Regions from separate parts of the Homo sapiens genome. Here region 2 is linked to region 1. A link is a loop called in an ENCODE intact Hi-C map of the cell type or tissue named here. Cell type or tissue: endothelial cell of umbilical vein. All regions are shown on one strand.

Region 1 (8,000 bases):
AATCTGGAAATGCAGTGTAAAGTACTGTTGCCGAATTAGACAAATGTCTTCCCCGAGCCAGCGATCCTTTCCGTAGTAAATGTTTTCAAGCATTGACGGATTGGAAGCCATGGAAATAGTCTCAACACCCAGCTGGCTGACTGAGTCAGAAATGAGATGGCCCATGGATGCTTCTCTTTTCCAGGCTGCTGTGTACCAACCCCAGAGTATCTTGGGAGTAGAGAAAATAAAAACAATTGACTTGTTTCCTAAGACCCAAATGGACTTGCTCAGCCTGATTTTGAATTCTTTTTCCATTGCCACAAAAATTGAAGGTAGAGGTAGAAAAAGGGAATCGTGATTTCTGGGTTCTAAAAAGGATAGTTTGGTGCTTTATGGTCTATCTCAAGCATATATGCAATACCATGAGGCCAAAGAAAATGTCTCTAGAAAAGCTCGTGGTGATTTGAGGGTATAATGGGAGGAGAAGCCACACCAATGGGCCAAGTTATGGATAATCCATGCTTTGTGCTCCATGTTTCTGTCACTGTTTGGCCTCAGCAAACTCACTGACCCTCTCTGTTCCTTGGTTTCCTTGTACAAAAAATATGCTTAATATGCTTAATAGTGTTCCCTATTTAACAGAATTCTCATTAAGAAAGTTGAGATTAGCCTGGCCAGCATGGTGAAACCCTGTCTCTACTAAAAATACAAAAATTAGCCAGGTATGGTGGCAGACGCCTGTAATCTCAGCTACTTAGGAGGCTGAGGCAGGAAAATTGCTTGAACCCAAGAGGCAGATGTTGCAATGAGCCAAGATCATGCCATTGCGCACCAGCCTGGGCGACAAGAGCGAAACTCTGTCTCAAAAAAAAAAAAAAAAGTTATGAGATTAATCTTCAAAAGTCAGTGGTTGTAAAAACTGTATGGCTGTAAAAAAAATGAGGCTAGTTTCGTAAACTATATACAGATAATTCATTACAAGTATTTCAAGCAAGAGCATACTGATTGTGAGGGCACTGTGTAAGTTCAATAGGAACAATGAAAAGAAATTGGTGTGTCAAGGGTTAAATATGTAAATTCATAAGGAAGATGGGCCCAATATATTTAGTATGGCTAATAAAGAAAAGAGTTGTACCCAAAGAAACTTGCATCCAATGGCAGTTATCCACAGCCATTCCTCAGGGAAATCTATCAGTCAACAAGGCAGCCCCATGTAGAAGACAGAATCATGAACAACAATCAAGATACCTGAGTCTAAATAATTTTTATGCAGTGACATCTCATCTCAGGCATCAGACTAAGCATGCTACAAAGATGATTTCATTTAATCCTTACAACTATCCTATGAGGATGATGGTATTAGTATCCATGCTTTATAATTGAATATATTTTATACAGGTTAGGAAACTTGCCAAAGGTCACACAACTGGGATTCAAACTCCAAAAGTCAAATTCCAGGGTCACACTCCTAAGTATCATACCACACTGTTTCCTGGTAAAATAATTGCTGGTAAGTCACTTACGCTGAGTTCTTACACCTAAGGTTGGGTTGATATAATCTCTAAAGTCTTTTCCATATATAAAATAAAAAGCTTATTTAACATAGCACTAGATTGGGTAAGCCAATCTGTTTCTTTGGCAGAATATATCAACATATCCTTCTTTGACAGAATACATATATATTGATATGATAGAATACATGTCTATGTATATATTGATTTGATAGAATACGTGTGTGTGTGTGTGTGTGTGTGTGTGTGTGTGTGTGTGTGTGTGTGTATTTCCAGCTCTGTTTGTTACTGTGTCCCCACCACTGGTTGAGAGCCCATCTGTGCAGCTCAATGGCTTGCACAGCACTGATAAGAACTCCATAAATGGAACTGGCCAGGGACATTTTGGACTCATGCTTTTTGATGCTTTGCTAATTGCATAAATTCCAAACTCATGCCATCCAGGCGTCACTGACCTTTCCTGCTTCTAAGAATTCTTCTCCGGTTTTGTTGATTCCTGCCCTAGTTTCCATAGCAGCTGCTCCACATATTGTCTCCCACTTTCCAGTACCCAACCCCATTTAAATCCCCTCTCACATCTTACCCCAGCAGTTCATCTTTCTTTCAGCTTTTCTGAGACTGGTGTTCCTAGAACCCTTCTTTTTCACTTGACAGAATTTCTTTAAATGTTCATGATTCCTTTTCTCCCTCCCACACACTTAAAGGGAAGCAGCATCCGTCTTTCTTCCTCCGTCACTCCATCTTATTGAATCTTGTTATATTATTTCTCCTTTCTCTTATGAATTCCATCTCTTGTTCTTTTCCCCTTTTGTCTAGGAACATACTCAAGCCAGGGGGTTATATCAGTACAGGACTTTTAACTAACACTGTTGAAGATATCCTATGTGCCAGATATTGTATTAGATAATATGCACATGATACTGTATTTAGTCTTCACAGTAACCTCAAAAGGTCGATTTTATAATTGGCATTTTGTATGAGAGGAAATTATGCTTAAACACATTAAGTAACTTGGCCGACGTCATGTACGAAATAAATGGGTAGTGCCAGGATTTAAACCAAGTTTCATTCCAACTTGCATGTTCTTTCCACTGTATCTCACTTGTTTCTGAAACTAAATAAATAAACCCTTTCCTGCAACCCTGCTGCGTTAAGCTCTCATTTTGTCTTTCACTGCCAAACTGGAGTTAAATACTGCAAGCATTTATTAAACATTAGTTATGTTCAAGTGACCGTGCTATATACTTTCCCCGGAGGAAAGACAAAGATAAGTAACATCATCCTTAGCTTCCAGAAGCTTACAACCTAATAACCTAATCCGGGTATCAGATATGTAAACAACAATAAAATGAGACAGGAAGAAGTGCTAAATAAAGTTACCAGAATCCTCTGAGGATACAAATAAAGAGAAAATAACTCGAACTAAGGGACGGTCAGAGCAGAGAATTTCATAAAATAGCTTTTGAGTCATTCAAACCACTTTCTATTGACCTGCAATTCAACCTTGGGAATGTGTCTTCTCCCATCTCTTCCTTTGTGTTCTCTCACTCCCAGCCTACACTATCACTGCACCTTCGAAACTGATCTTCCCACCTCCAACTTTTCCCACTTCAGTCCAGCCTACAAAAGATCCTTGCTGCTGAGTTGCCCTCATTATACCCAACTCAGATTCACCACTCCCTGAATAATACTTTGTGTGGCTCCCTGCTGCCTGCTAAGTAGGAATATATTTATTTACTTTATCCTCAATAATCATAGGCCAACCATATGAAGTTGTTATAAAGATCAAACAGATAACATATGGGCCAAAAGTGTGAAAACCACAAATCATTTTAAAGATAACCTAATGATTACTATATTATGTATCCTACACTTGGACCAGTGTCTGTTTCCTGAACCCAGTCATGGCCGTAGCTCACTGCTGTTACTATAATGACCTCGTTCCTCCTTTCTAACTGTAAAATTCTATTCTATATGTCTCTCAAGGCCCAGCCATAAAAGCTACAGTCTTAAGAAAACATTTTCTCACCTCTCAATGAAAATGTCCTCTGGCTTCTCTGGACATCCTCAGAGCTTTACTTCCAACTTTTCCAATGCGTGTGTCACAGCAAGCCAAATATTATAGATGGTTGAGCATATGTTACAGTTTCCTTGGTTAATTGAAAGCTATTTTAAGGCAAGAACCATTCCATTCATCTTCACAAGGTTTGTGTGCCTAGCACAGTGCCTTACCTAAAGTAGGCACTCAAATATCAATTAAATGGAAGATTAAAACAGGAGGTTATGTTACTCTGTACTGAAATAATTTCAACAGGAGCAAAGGGAAGAATTTTTCATCCATCCTTTTCTGGGATTTAAAGCAAGGCATGAGGATGCAGAACATGCACACCCATACCAAATAACACCAGCGTAGTGGCCATAATGGGGAGGAGAAAAACCCAAATTGACTGGCCCCAATCTTGTGTCTGCCCTTCCAATTCTTATTTTTCAGGACCGAAGAGCCACTGGAAAGCCTAAATGGCAATCATTAGATTTGCCATCTTTCTCTCAGAAATTCAGAATTCAGAAATGGGAGCTATTTTGAAAATCAAAATGAGTAGCTGAAAGTCTCAGCTAAAAGCACACATTTTTCTATTACTCTCCTCGGTTCTCTCTCTCCCTCTGTGCTGTTTATCTCAAGTAACTAGGGGAGCTTGTTTAAGTGAAATCTTGTTATAAACAGTTAAGTCGAATGATGCTACTAGAAGAAGGCTGGGCACAGAGAGATCTGTGACCATGGTCAAAGCCAAGAGTCTCCTTAGTATAGTCCAGAGAGATCAGTTCACTTGGCCCCTCCAAGCTGGTGGTGACTCAAAAATCAGGCAGAAAGCCAGAGGATATCTGGGTTCTGACTCATGTAAACAGGAAACAGTGCCAAAGGCCTCCAGCCAGCCCCAGGTGTGCAGACTGCAGACCTGCACTGGCTTCTCATTGACCTGCAGTTGGCACAGCGTTATCTACAGGCTCTGTCATTATTACTGCCATGACTGTGTCATGTTTGGAGAGCAGATGCCTCCTCTCCCCACTGTCACTTGGAATTCACAAGAGGGCTGAAAAGCATGCCTGATCAGCTTAGGCAGCGGAATTCTCTGCTCTAGCCAGACTTTCTAGATTGATATCAGCTTTTATTATCTTATCATCTTTTCTCAGAAAATTCAAAACGTTTCTCATTGTCCCAATCCCAGTTACTCTACTTCCCACATAACCTCTAGCAAATAATTTACATCTCTAAAATGCCCTGTCTTTTACCTTTGCAGAAGCTGATAAGATAGTCAGAGATGGTGTGTAGTCCTTCTCTTTGTCCATATTGTTAACAATAAAGTTAGTTCTCAAAGATGCACAAAACCTCACACCTGGGAACAGAGTCACTGTAAGGAAATACAACTTTTATCTAAGTTCATTTCTGTTTACCTTGGCTACCTCCCATTTTTCACACTCCAGAAAGAAAAGAAAATTCCCAATCAGGTTCTTGCCAGAACCCTAGTACAGGGCAGGAATGAGGACATGGGCAGTGCCAGGGCAAATTTTTGGCTCCATGGTTGCAACTTGGCAGCATCGCCTTCCAAACAAGAAACAATTGCATAAACTTATATGGTTTCAAAAGGTTTAAATGTTTGCCAGGCGTGAAAGGGAGAAAAAAAAAATCATTTCACAGAATTCCAGCTCAGCGGTTCTAAAAATGATGAACCTTCTAGCTTCCAACTATCTGAGACCCCTGCCCTCTAAAATTTCCTGCCACATTTCTTGGGACCTCCTACATTCTCAGGAACCCTGGTGGCAATTGTTTTGCCTAAACCATGTCTAAAGAGTCCTTGGAGACTGTTATAACCACCCAAGTCCTCTCTTCCACTAGGAAGCCACCTCTCACTCTCCCATCTTAAGGGATACCCCCTTAAGATACCAACCTAATGGGGGTATCTAATGCCTGGCTCTGCCTCCTTCCTCCTACCTGAGGATTGCCTTCCATTTGGAAGGCCTGAGCCATAAGCCATGCAGACCAAGCATTTCTGAGCTTCTCGTGGTCTCTTCATTAGAGGATTTATGGAGCTGGATTCACTCCGAATATCCTATTATGTTCCTCAAGAATTTTGGTATCCAACAGGGAAGGGAGAAGATTGGAATTCACCTACTTGGCCCCAGAGCACCTCTTCCTCTTAGACAGCTGGGTAGAAAACATCTTGCCACAATGACTGAAGCCTGAGGTGGCCAAGGATAGGGTTTGTGAATGCCACACAGCCTGGCAGCACTGGCTGAAAGTGCTCTGTCTCGCCTATAAGTGGAGTGATCGAGACACACTTGGAGATCCATGGAATACTTTTTCTTACTATTTACTTGCTTATTTATACCTACTGCTCTGTGTTCTGAAAAGGATATGAGATAGACTCAAAAATAAATACAGTAAATCATGCTAAAATAATAAGAGGCAGTGAGGGTCGAGTATTTAAAAAAGAGTATAAAAACGATAGAAAGCCAGGGGAAAGATTAGCACAGAGAAATACAGGCTATAAAGTTTGCACAGCTCCTAGAGGTGGGCTACAAATGTGGCTGTGAGCTTGTGAGCAGCCAAACAAAGGAAAATATGACATGATTCATAGTGTCTATTATATAAAAATAACACAGTTGCTATCAAGAGACCAGGCCTTTCCTAGTACTGAGATCAGAGAGGAATGTCTCCCCGGGGTCCACATCAAGAGAACATTGTGTGCTGCACCTGAGACAAATAGAGCAAATTTCATGTGACTTTGCTTCCCAACTTCTGTCAGTCTAGAGGATGACACAACAGCAAAGCACAGCTCAATGGTTTTGCACAGCTGTCCAAAATCATTCTTGAGAAGAAAAAGTAGTAAATAAAATTCTTAAAAAATCTCCTGGGAGGGTAAAATAAGATGCTCAAATTATCCAGCTCTCTTGTGGTCTCAACTGATCCTATTGGAAAATGTTTAAATATCTGGAGAAATGAGCAATATGGAAACTCTTCAAGCCATTCTGTTCTTCAAGCCTTCAAGCTACACTATTTCTTTCAGCTGTGAGCATTTGGTAAGAGTTGGGCGACAGAAAGTTTGAGATTATATTTTCAGCAAAAACCTGAGAAGCCAATAGTCGCTCATTAAGAACAGAGCGATAAATTTTGGCTATCAACTAAGCTGAGGTGAGAGTTGGGGGGAGGATCAAGTCACCCTATTTAAAAAAAAAAAAAAAAAAAGAATGAGAAGAGTGTTTTCTATGATATGAGGTAGACCAGCTGGCCATAAGTAGGTAAGCCAAGCAACTGTGGCAACCCAGGACCAAGGTAATTGTGAATTAGATCTCTATATCTTTAAACTTAAGATCTAAAATCCTTGGTTAATCCCAGCTCCAACCAAGCAGATAATACTTTCCATTTTTCATGGATATATTTTAAGAATGACTGTATTTTAATTATAGGCAAGATGATATTTCAGGACATTTAAGGAAAGATATCTATAGCTCTTAACATCTATTCAGGGGAATTTCAAAGTATTTTAGGTTCGTTTAGTATGAAAGTATTGAAGGTGCTATGTAAATGTAGGTTATTATTACAATTTAATGACATTCCCCTCAAGCAAAAATTGCTAAAATTTACAAAGTGCGGAAAGAAGCGCATCTACTTCCTATTTTTCAGGGGTAATTAATTAACAAGCACATAAACAATTTACTTAGCCACAGGAAATTAAAGTAATAATAATAAACATATGGGCCTAGAAATCCAATTACAGAAGGTCTCTTATTTGCCCCAATGCAGGGAAGAAATACAGAACTAATACCCCCAAACCGCCACACCTCCTGCCCCATGCTTTCTTCCTCCACAGGCACAACACACACCAAAGAGAGGAGTGCAGACTCTATTGGGGTTGATACTTCCCTCTAACATAAGACACCCATGAATAAAATCTATGTTGAACTACGAATTCAACCCTACCAGAAATGTGCTCTGTCTGTGAATCTACTGAAACGAAACCGCACATACTGCACACTGGCCATTCTCTGCCATCCCTGCAAATGGTACAAGAGACCAGTAACCCAATGGCACCAGAGGAGGTTAAATTAATCCCCCAGTTTTTTTAATGTAGCAACTTGTATTTGACTTTGGAATGCAGTCGTTTTATAGTTTAGAATTGTTTTATCCTAGATAAAGCATGTAACTGGGAGAGACAAACTAGAATGACAATAAACAGAGCAAAATAGTCCAGTCTTCCATGAACCATTTGCCATAGTTAATCTACATAGTGGGTAATCAACCTTCATAGAAAATGGATAGCTGTCTCGGTTTAAAAGCCCAGGCAAGTTTATACTAAGGTGGGCAATCATATAGGTATGAATGGAAGACAGTTACATACAATTCCATTTGAGTTTGTCTCTAAAATTGTAATGGCTTTCTCCAAGTCCAGTCTCTCAAATGTGCTCCTCGCTGGTAACATTTTTCCCTCTATTTTGAATGTGTCTATAATA
Region 2 (8,000 bases), 480 kb before region 1:
TCCTTCCTTCCTTCCTTCCTTCTTTCTTTCTCTCTCTCTTTCTTTCTCTCTGTCTCTCTCTCTTTCTTTTTTCTTTTTTTTTTTTTGGAGACAGAGTCTCACTCTGTTGCCCAAGCTGGAGTGCAGTGATGCCGCAATCTTGGCTCAGTGCAACTTCCACTTCCCAGGTTGAAGTGAGTGATTCTTCTGCCTCAGCCTCTGGTGTAGCTGGTATTATAGGTGTGTGCCACCATGCCTGACTACTTTTTGTATTTTTAGTAGAGACAGGGTTTCACCATGTTGGCCAGGCTGATCTTAAACTCCTTGCTTCAAGTGATCCTCCAGCTTTGGCCTCCCAAAGTGCTGGGAGTACAGGCATGAGCCACTGTGTGGCCCCAATGCTTCTTTTGTAAAGGAATGCCTAACACCAGGTGTCTACCAACTTCAGAAATCTTCAAGGTCCAAATTTAGAAACACAAAAGTCACTCCGGTTAGTCTTCTTCTCTACACTGTATTGACAAAATAACTTCCTTTTCTCATTCAAGACAAGACTTTAATTTACTCCACTCTGTTTTTCTAAAGGCAGGGCTAGAATCTGACCCATAAGCTATCTTCTGCTTAGACCTCTCTTTTTTTTTAGCCACTCTCCTTTCTATTGAGTTCAAAATCTGATTGTTTAAAAAACGGTTTTCCTTCATAATTTTAAATTTGTACCTTAACTTTATCCCATCTATTTGAATTACAGCAAAAATAAAATAAAATAAATGGGAAAAGATATCTAAGACAAAAAAGAATATATCTAATTAAAGAAAAGTCTGCCTGGAATCTTTTGAAATTAAAGTTTTGAATGTGAAATGGCAGATTTTGGCTATGAGATTCTAAAGTTTGTTGTCCTACAAGATATAGAAATACACATATAACTGGAACTCGCTTAACCTTTGGGGAATAAAGCTAGACTATAAATCCTCCTTCCTTGGGCATATAAATATATTGATGTTGTGTATCAAGTATTGCTAAAGAAGTCTAATAAGCTACAGGTTTCTCTTTAAGGCAGATGTGACTCAGTGAGATACTTAATGGTTGGCAAAAACCTTCTTTTATTTTAATTTGAATAACATGTCATCTATTAAGATAAAAGCAATAAGATATGACTTAATAAATCATTAACTCTAATGCAGCAATTTCTGTGTATAGACTTCCTGGAGGTAGTTTAAATCATTATTTTGTTGTATATAATTTTTAAGTTTTAAAATAAATGTTCATATCAAGCAATTACAGGAGGTAATAATCAATGAGAGCCTCACTATTGTTGTGTAAAAACATATTATCTTGCATTATACCTTGACAGATTACTAGTTAGTGATAGCTATTAGAAGTCTTAGTAGACACTTTGAAATTATTCACACAACAGTAATTAGGCGTGTGGATGTGCAGCTTGGAAATGAAAAAAATGTACTTCACACTTCACACTATTTGTCTCACTCTGAATAAAACTGTCACTATAGCACAATGAAGATTTTTATATTTCATAAAGGCTAAATGTTTATTACTTTAACAAATTAAAAATAATAGACACAGGTACTGAACAAAATGAAGGCTATGACAGCAACTAAAAAAGTTTAACCAAAAGTTAAGAATCATTAACTTTAGAGAAGAAAAACTCATTTTAGAGATGAGTAAGTTGATGTCCAGAACATATTAAGGAATATTTTCAAGGTGACAGTGGTAGGTAGTGCCAGAATAATAGCTAAGAGCTAGTCTCTTGAATTTTACTGCTTGATCTTTCCTCTCAGTTCTGCTTCTCTTAGAAAGGAAAGACAGAAAGAATGGCCAAATGTCCAGCAAACAGTGATTCAGAACTGAAATCCCTGAGCACTTTTCTTTACCAGAAAGCCCTGGACCCAGGCTTTTGGATTTTGAATAAAACCAAAGTAAATGATTTAATGAGCTTTGTAGCAGCTGTTCCTGGCTATCTTCAATTCTACTATTTGACCCAGCAATCCCATTACTGGGTATATGCCTAGAGGACTATAAAACATTCAACCACATAAAGACACATGCATATGAATGTTCATTGCAGCACTATTCACAATAGCAAAAACATGGAATCAACCTAAATGCCCATCTATGACAGACTGGATTTTTAAAAATGTGGTACATATACACCACAGAATATGATGCAGTCATTAAAAAGAATGAGGGCATGTCTTTTGCAGGACCATGGATGGAGCTGCAGGACATTATCCTTAGCAAACTAACACAGGAACAGAAAACCAAATACCACATCTTCTCACTTATAAGCGGGAGCTAAATGATGAGAACTTAGGGATACAAAGAAAGGAACAACAGACATTATTGGGGCCTAATTGAGGGTGGAGGGTAGGAGGAGGTAGAGGAGCAGAAAAAAAATAACGATTAGGTACTAGGCTTAGTACCTGGGTGATAAAATTGTTTATACAACAAACTTTCATAACACAAGTTTACCTATATAACAAATCTGCACATGTACCCTGGAACCTAAAATAAAAATTAAAAAATAAATAAAGTTCACCGTGAATATTATCATAATTAATGTTTATAAACTTGCCTCTCAATCATATTTCTATATTTTACACGTTTAGGTATACATATATGACATATGTCATGTGTATATACTTGCATATATACTTATACCTGTTTGTATGTTTATTACTTCATTGACTACCTCCCAGAACCACTGCAGAGATTAGATGAACCAACATATGTAAAGTAATTACTATTGGCCCAGACTCATAGCAAATGCTTTATATATGTTCGTTGTTGTTATTATAAGTAGCCATGACCTTGAGAAGTTCTTCTAGGCCACTCTGTTCTAGTTAAAAAACGTCAGATAAGGAACGACACAGACACATACATCATGCACACTCAGTGGTCTGCAATTTCTGCTTGCCTTCTATAACTTCAATACAGCTCCACATGATTTCTAATTGGCTCTACCTAAGTCCTAAAAACTAAAAAGGCTAAAAACTAAGGTTTTCTTAACTTCCATTTTGTTAATTTTACTGACACTTATATTCATTATATCTATATATCTTGTTTTTCCTCAAAATTAACCTATATTCAGTGACAAACTGATTTTTTTTAAAAAAACTCCCTTTCTTTGATTAATATTATGACATTTTTACATTAATTCCATGTATTGTGCTAGAATCAAGCAAGGGCCATGGATTTGGATGCTGGCATGGATTCAGTGGAATTCCATTGTTCTGACTGTGCTACAAATGATCCTTTGGTTCCAAGGACAAAAATCTCATTTCCCAAAGCCAAATCCCCAAGGAAGTGGTGTATTTCTTTCTTCTTTGTACTGATAAGTGGACAGTGCATCTGATTTAAAGGATCAAAATCAAAACAATTTCTCTCATTTACTTTGATGTTCCTTGAGATAGGAAAGAATTTCTTCTCCCCTTGTAAAATGCTGTACGGCTTCTGGAAAAAAATGCTGTAGCATGCAGGAGAGGAAAGGAGAGCCAAAGACAATAAAACCACCTGCCACCCCAACATTAGTGACGTTTATTATTTTGGTCTTTCCGTTCACTCCCAAGTGGCCAGATGTCCTCAGCTGAACTGACGGCCAATAGCAGATTTTGGACTCGCCTACAAAGACCTTTCTATGCTTGTATTAAAAGGGTATCTGCAAAGGTTCTATGCGTATCTGTGATGTTTGGGATCTTGATTCAGGTTAGTAGGTCATAGAGAAATGTATCATACTTCCAGCAAATCTGACTAATGGTCTGTTGCTGTCTCTCTTAAAGGCAGATATAATTTACAAAGACTAAATCTAAAGAACAGTAAAAAATAGCAAGTTACACTTGACCCCATGAAAGGCTGAAATAAAAAATGAGATATTGAGGAAAAAATCTATAGATGTTCATGTTCTTTGCTTTAGGATACCGTAAAAAATGAGTATCAAGGTAAAATGTTATACTGTGACTATGCATAAAATAATCGCTTTCATTTTTCATGCATATAATCGATCAATATATATCTATGCTAATATGAAATAACTTCAATTTTGTTAGAGAAACAATGGCAGCTTACCTACTGAGAGCTAGATAAATACCTTGTCACATAAGTTATTCAGTACAAGTTTGTATCTTCATTTTATTGGATAACTGGGAACACAGTAGTAAACAATACAAAGAGCCCTCACCCCCATGAAGGTCTGAGATATGCCTAAAATTCTTGAGTTTCATGGGATTGTCACAGTCAATCCCCAAAAAGCTAACATCCTGACATTCTTCATCCTGCTCCCTTTATATTTCTGTAATCCAATTTGCTTATAATCACAAGACTATAAAGGAGTCAGAGTGAGAAATGTTTTAAGCAAGATATTTTGAGAGGAGTTTCTTTGCCTTTAAAAAAGGGCAGAACAAACTTTTCTTGAGGGAAATCTAGTTTACACTCAAGGTACCTGAGAAATCTCAGCTTGTGAATAGGCCGGTAACTAGAGGTTCTCAAAAATCTTTATTGTATTCTAGAAGAAACTGGGAGCGCAGAAGAGGCTAGCTGCATGAGTGTGTCATTTCATCTAGATTCAGTCACTGCACTAATTCACATGCCTTTTCACTGGAAGGGAGAGAAAGGGTATATATAAAAATTAAAACTGAAACATTTGAATTAAACATGGTATTTTATATATATATGGAGAAAGAGAGAGAAAGCTAGTTTGAACACAGAGAACCAAGCAGAGAACCAAAAAAAATTTTGATGTCTCACTCTAAATTCATAGAACATAAAATTCACTAGTGGAGACAAGAACATGTTAGGAAACAGAACATCTTGCCTCACAAAACTTCAAACACAACAATCAAAATTCAGATTGCAGACAAAACATTCAAGATATATTGCACTTCAGATTCCACCCCATTTATAGAAATACGCCTCACAAGAAGGATCTGAGTTTCCTGCATGCACGCTCCCTTGAATCGACTCCAGGCAGGCTGTCTGCCCAACCTCTACTCTCAAATCTCTCTCTTTAAACTGCCAATCAATGCCCTTCACATTGCCAGCTTCTATGGGTAATTCTCAGTTCCTCACAGACATTTCAGCAGCATGTGACCCAGTGGATCACTCCCTCTTTCAAACAACACACTTTCTTCTCTGGATTCCAGAATAGTGTATTCTTTTGTCTTTCCTCCCACTTGACTGGCTATCACTTTTTAGTCACTTTTACTGAACCCTCTTTTTCTTTCCAATCTCTAGATAGGTGCTGGAGTGTTCAGGACTCACTCTTCAGAAAGTTTATTTTCTCTGTTTATCATCACGCTCTTAAAGGATCTCATCCAGTCTCCAGACTTTAAATATCGTTTATACTCGGGTGACACAAATTTCTAACTCTATCATTGAGCCTCCCCTTAAAACATGGACTCATCTATCTAACTGATACACCATCTCTGCTGAGATGTATCTACAAGGTATCACATATTAACATGTTCAGAACAGAACTCTTAATTATCAGCCCCCACTGCCCCTCTTTGCTGCTCCGCATCTCAAGAAATGTCACTGCCATCCAGTTGTTCAGTTAGAAACCCTGGATTTATCTTTGAATTTTCTTTTTCTCTCTCACATATCTAATCTGTCAACAGATCTTGTTGCCTGTACATTAAAAGCACAATATACTCCAAATCCAAAGTTTGTCACCATCTCTACTGCTGTCTCCCTAGTCCAAGCCACAACCTCTCCAAAACCTGAATTAACTGCACAAGCCACCTGCCCCTACTCTTGCCCCCAGCAATCTACTCTACAAAGAGGAATTGGAATCATTCTTTTTATTAAAAAAACAAAACAAAACAGAATTTCACCCTTTTTGCCCAGGCTGGGGTGCAATGGCGTGATCTCAGCTCACTGTAGCCTCTACCTCCCGGGTTCAAGTGATTATCCTGCTTCAGCCTCCCGAGTAGTTGGGATTACAGGTGCCCGCCACCATGCCCAGCTAATTTTTTGTATTTTTAGTACAGATGAGGTTTTACCATGTTGCCAAGCTGGTCTTGAATTCCTAGCCTCAGGTGATCCACCCGCCTTGGCCTCCCAAAGCGCTGGAATTACAGGCATAGCCACTGTGCCTGGCATGGAGTCATTCTTCTAAACATGTGTCAGATCAAAGCCCTCCAACAGCTTCCCTTCACACATAGAATCATCCCAAAGTCAACCAGAGCTCATAGGCTCTCATCCAAACTATTACATCGCCACCTCATCTTCTTCTACCTCTTTTCCTCCACTCTGGCCTTATTACTGTTTTTCAAATAAGCAATTCCACCTTAGGGCCTTTGTGCTTGTGGCTCCTCCACCACCCCGGGATTGCAATATGCTTTTCCTCTATATTCACATGGCTAATTCCTCATTTTGCTCGTGTCACCTCCTTAGAGAGGCTTTCCCTGACCATCCACAAGGAATATAACAGTTCCTCTTACTCATATCTGTTGTCCTGCTTCCTTTTAATCAGATAAGTCATCACCACCTACACTTCTATGATATATCTATCTTTTTAAAAAAGAATTCTGTCTCTTAACTCAAATATGGGTCCATTAGAGTGGGGACTTTTTCCATCCTAGTCACTGTTGTATCCCAAGAGACTACAACAGTGTCTGGTACACCGTACATGCTCAGTATACATTGTTGAATCAATAAATGAACGAATAAGTCACAACGTGAGCTGTTTTATCTCACAAAGTATTAAGGGAATTAGTTAATCATTATTGTTATTATTTTTGAGATAGAGTCTTGATGCATCACCCAGGCTGGAGTGCAATGGTGCAATCATAGCTCACTGCAACCTTGAACTCCTGGGCTCAAGCAATCCTCCTGCCTCAGCCTCCTGAGTAGCTAGGACTACAGGCACATGCCGCCATGCCCAACTAATTATTATTATTATTATTATTGTAGAGACAGGGGGTCTCACTATGTTGCCCAGGCTGGTCTCAAACATCTGGCCTCAATGATCCTCCTGCCTCGGCCTCCCAAAGCACTTGGATTACAGGTGTGAGCCACCTGCACCCAGCCCATTTTTTAAAACATTACCAACCAAAGCAACACTGGAAACAGACTAATGATTTATCAATGGAGGGTTCAGGCTCCTTGTATCTGGAGACATTTTAAGAAAATGGTATCTAACTATCTATAGGTTTGAACAGATTATCTCTCTTCCTATTCCAATTCCACAATTAAAACATTTCAATGACCTGTATTTACTGGGACGGTCCGTTCCCCTTTGACTCTTAAAATAAAAGCAGTATTTATTTTTAGAAATCAGGATTTCCTTTCCTACAGAGGTTACAGCTCAGACACACTTGAGCACTGAAATGTTTACGATGACTTTGGGAGACTACTCACACTAAAGCAGCACACTTCCCCAGTGTGGAACCTCCAGGTCTCTGAGGGCCTAATTCTCATTTTTGGTGCCACTGTGGGAATTTCCTTCCTTGCCTTATCAGAGTATCTTGACCTTACCCCTCTAGAAAACTTTAGTTAAGCAGGGAAAACTGAATGCGCTTATTCCTAATATCAATAGATAACCACACCAACTTGGCTTGGTTCACCTTGCTAATTTATCTACTACCACCTGCCACTATCCCCTCAGTCACTCTTCTCCAGAACCTTCAACCACCAAGCACCTGGCTTCATGGCTTTTGTTCTTACTGTTACCTTGGCTTGGAACATTCTTCCACATAAAAGTCCACTGGTACACACTGTCATCTGATTCAGGTTTCTGTCTAAATATCCTTCTATTATTTATCTCATTGTGTGTGTACATATATACACACACACACACACACACACATAATCCCTCTACTCATTAACATGTGAGCTCACTTGGGGAGCGACTGTGTGTGTGCTTTGGTTCATTACTGTATCCCCAGTACCCAGGCTCAGAGCAGACAGTCAATAAACAGTCATCGAATGAATGCTCAATAAGTAGCTAGCATATTTTCATCATCCCTTCCCAATTCTGTTCATTATTCAGTGAACGAATTTTCATTTAATTC

The links. Peaks named below come from ENCODE experiments on the same cell type or tissue, not always from the same donor. Only the 100,000 strongest peaks of a DNase experiment are listed, where the experiment ranks them.
Region 2: it touches region 1 in a loop (9-fold over the local background); 3 of 110 quality-filtered maps call a loop at or near these places.

Annotation. Positions count from the first base shown.
Region 1 is chr14:30,219,151-30,227,150 of GRCh38, forward strand. No RefSeq gene overlaps it. Among named protein-coding and RNA genes, the nearest start is that of PRKD1, 300 kb to the left of the region's middle. In endothelial cell of umbilical vein, no CTCF peak of the experiment used is centred here; DNase peaks (open chromatin) are centred at 2,581, 4,381, 4,961, 6,171 and 1 weaker place; H3K27ac peaks cover 3,089 bases.
Region 2 is chr14:29,738,760-29,746,759 of GRCh38, forward strand. All of the region lies in intron 1 of PRKD1 (protein kinase D1), which reads right to left. Among named protein-coding and RNA genes, the nearest start is that of PRKD1, 190 kb to the right of the region's middle. In endothelial cell of umbilical vein, no CTCF peak of the experiment used is centred here; DNase peaks (open chromatin) are centred at 3,262 and 3,402; H3K27ac peaks cover 1,419 bases.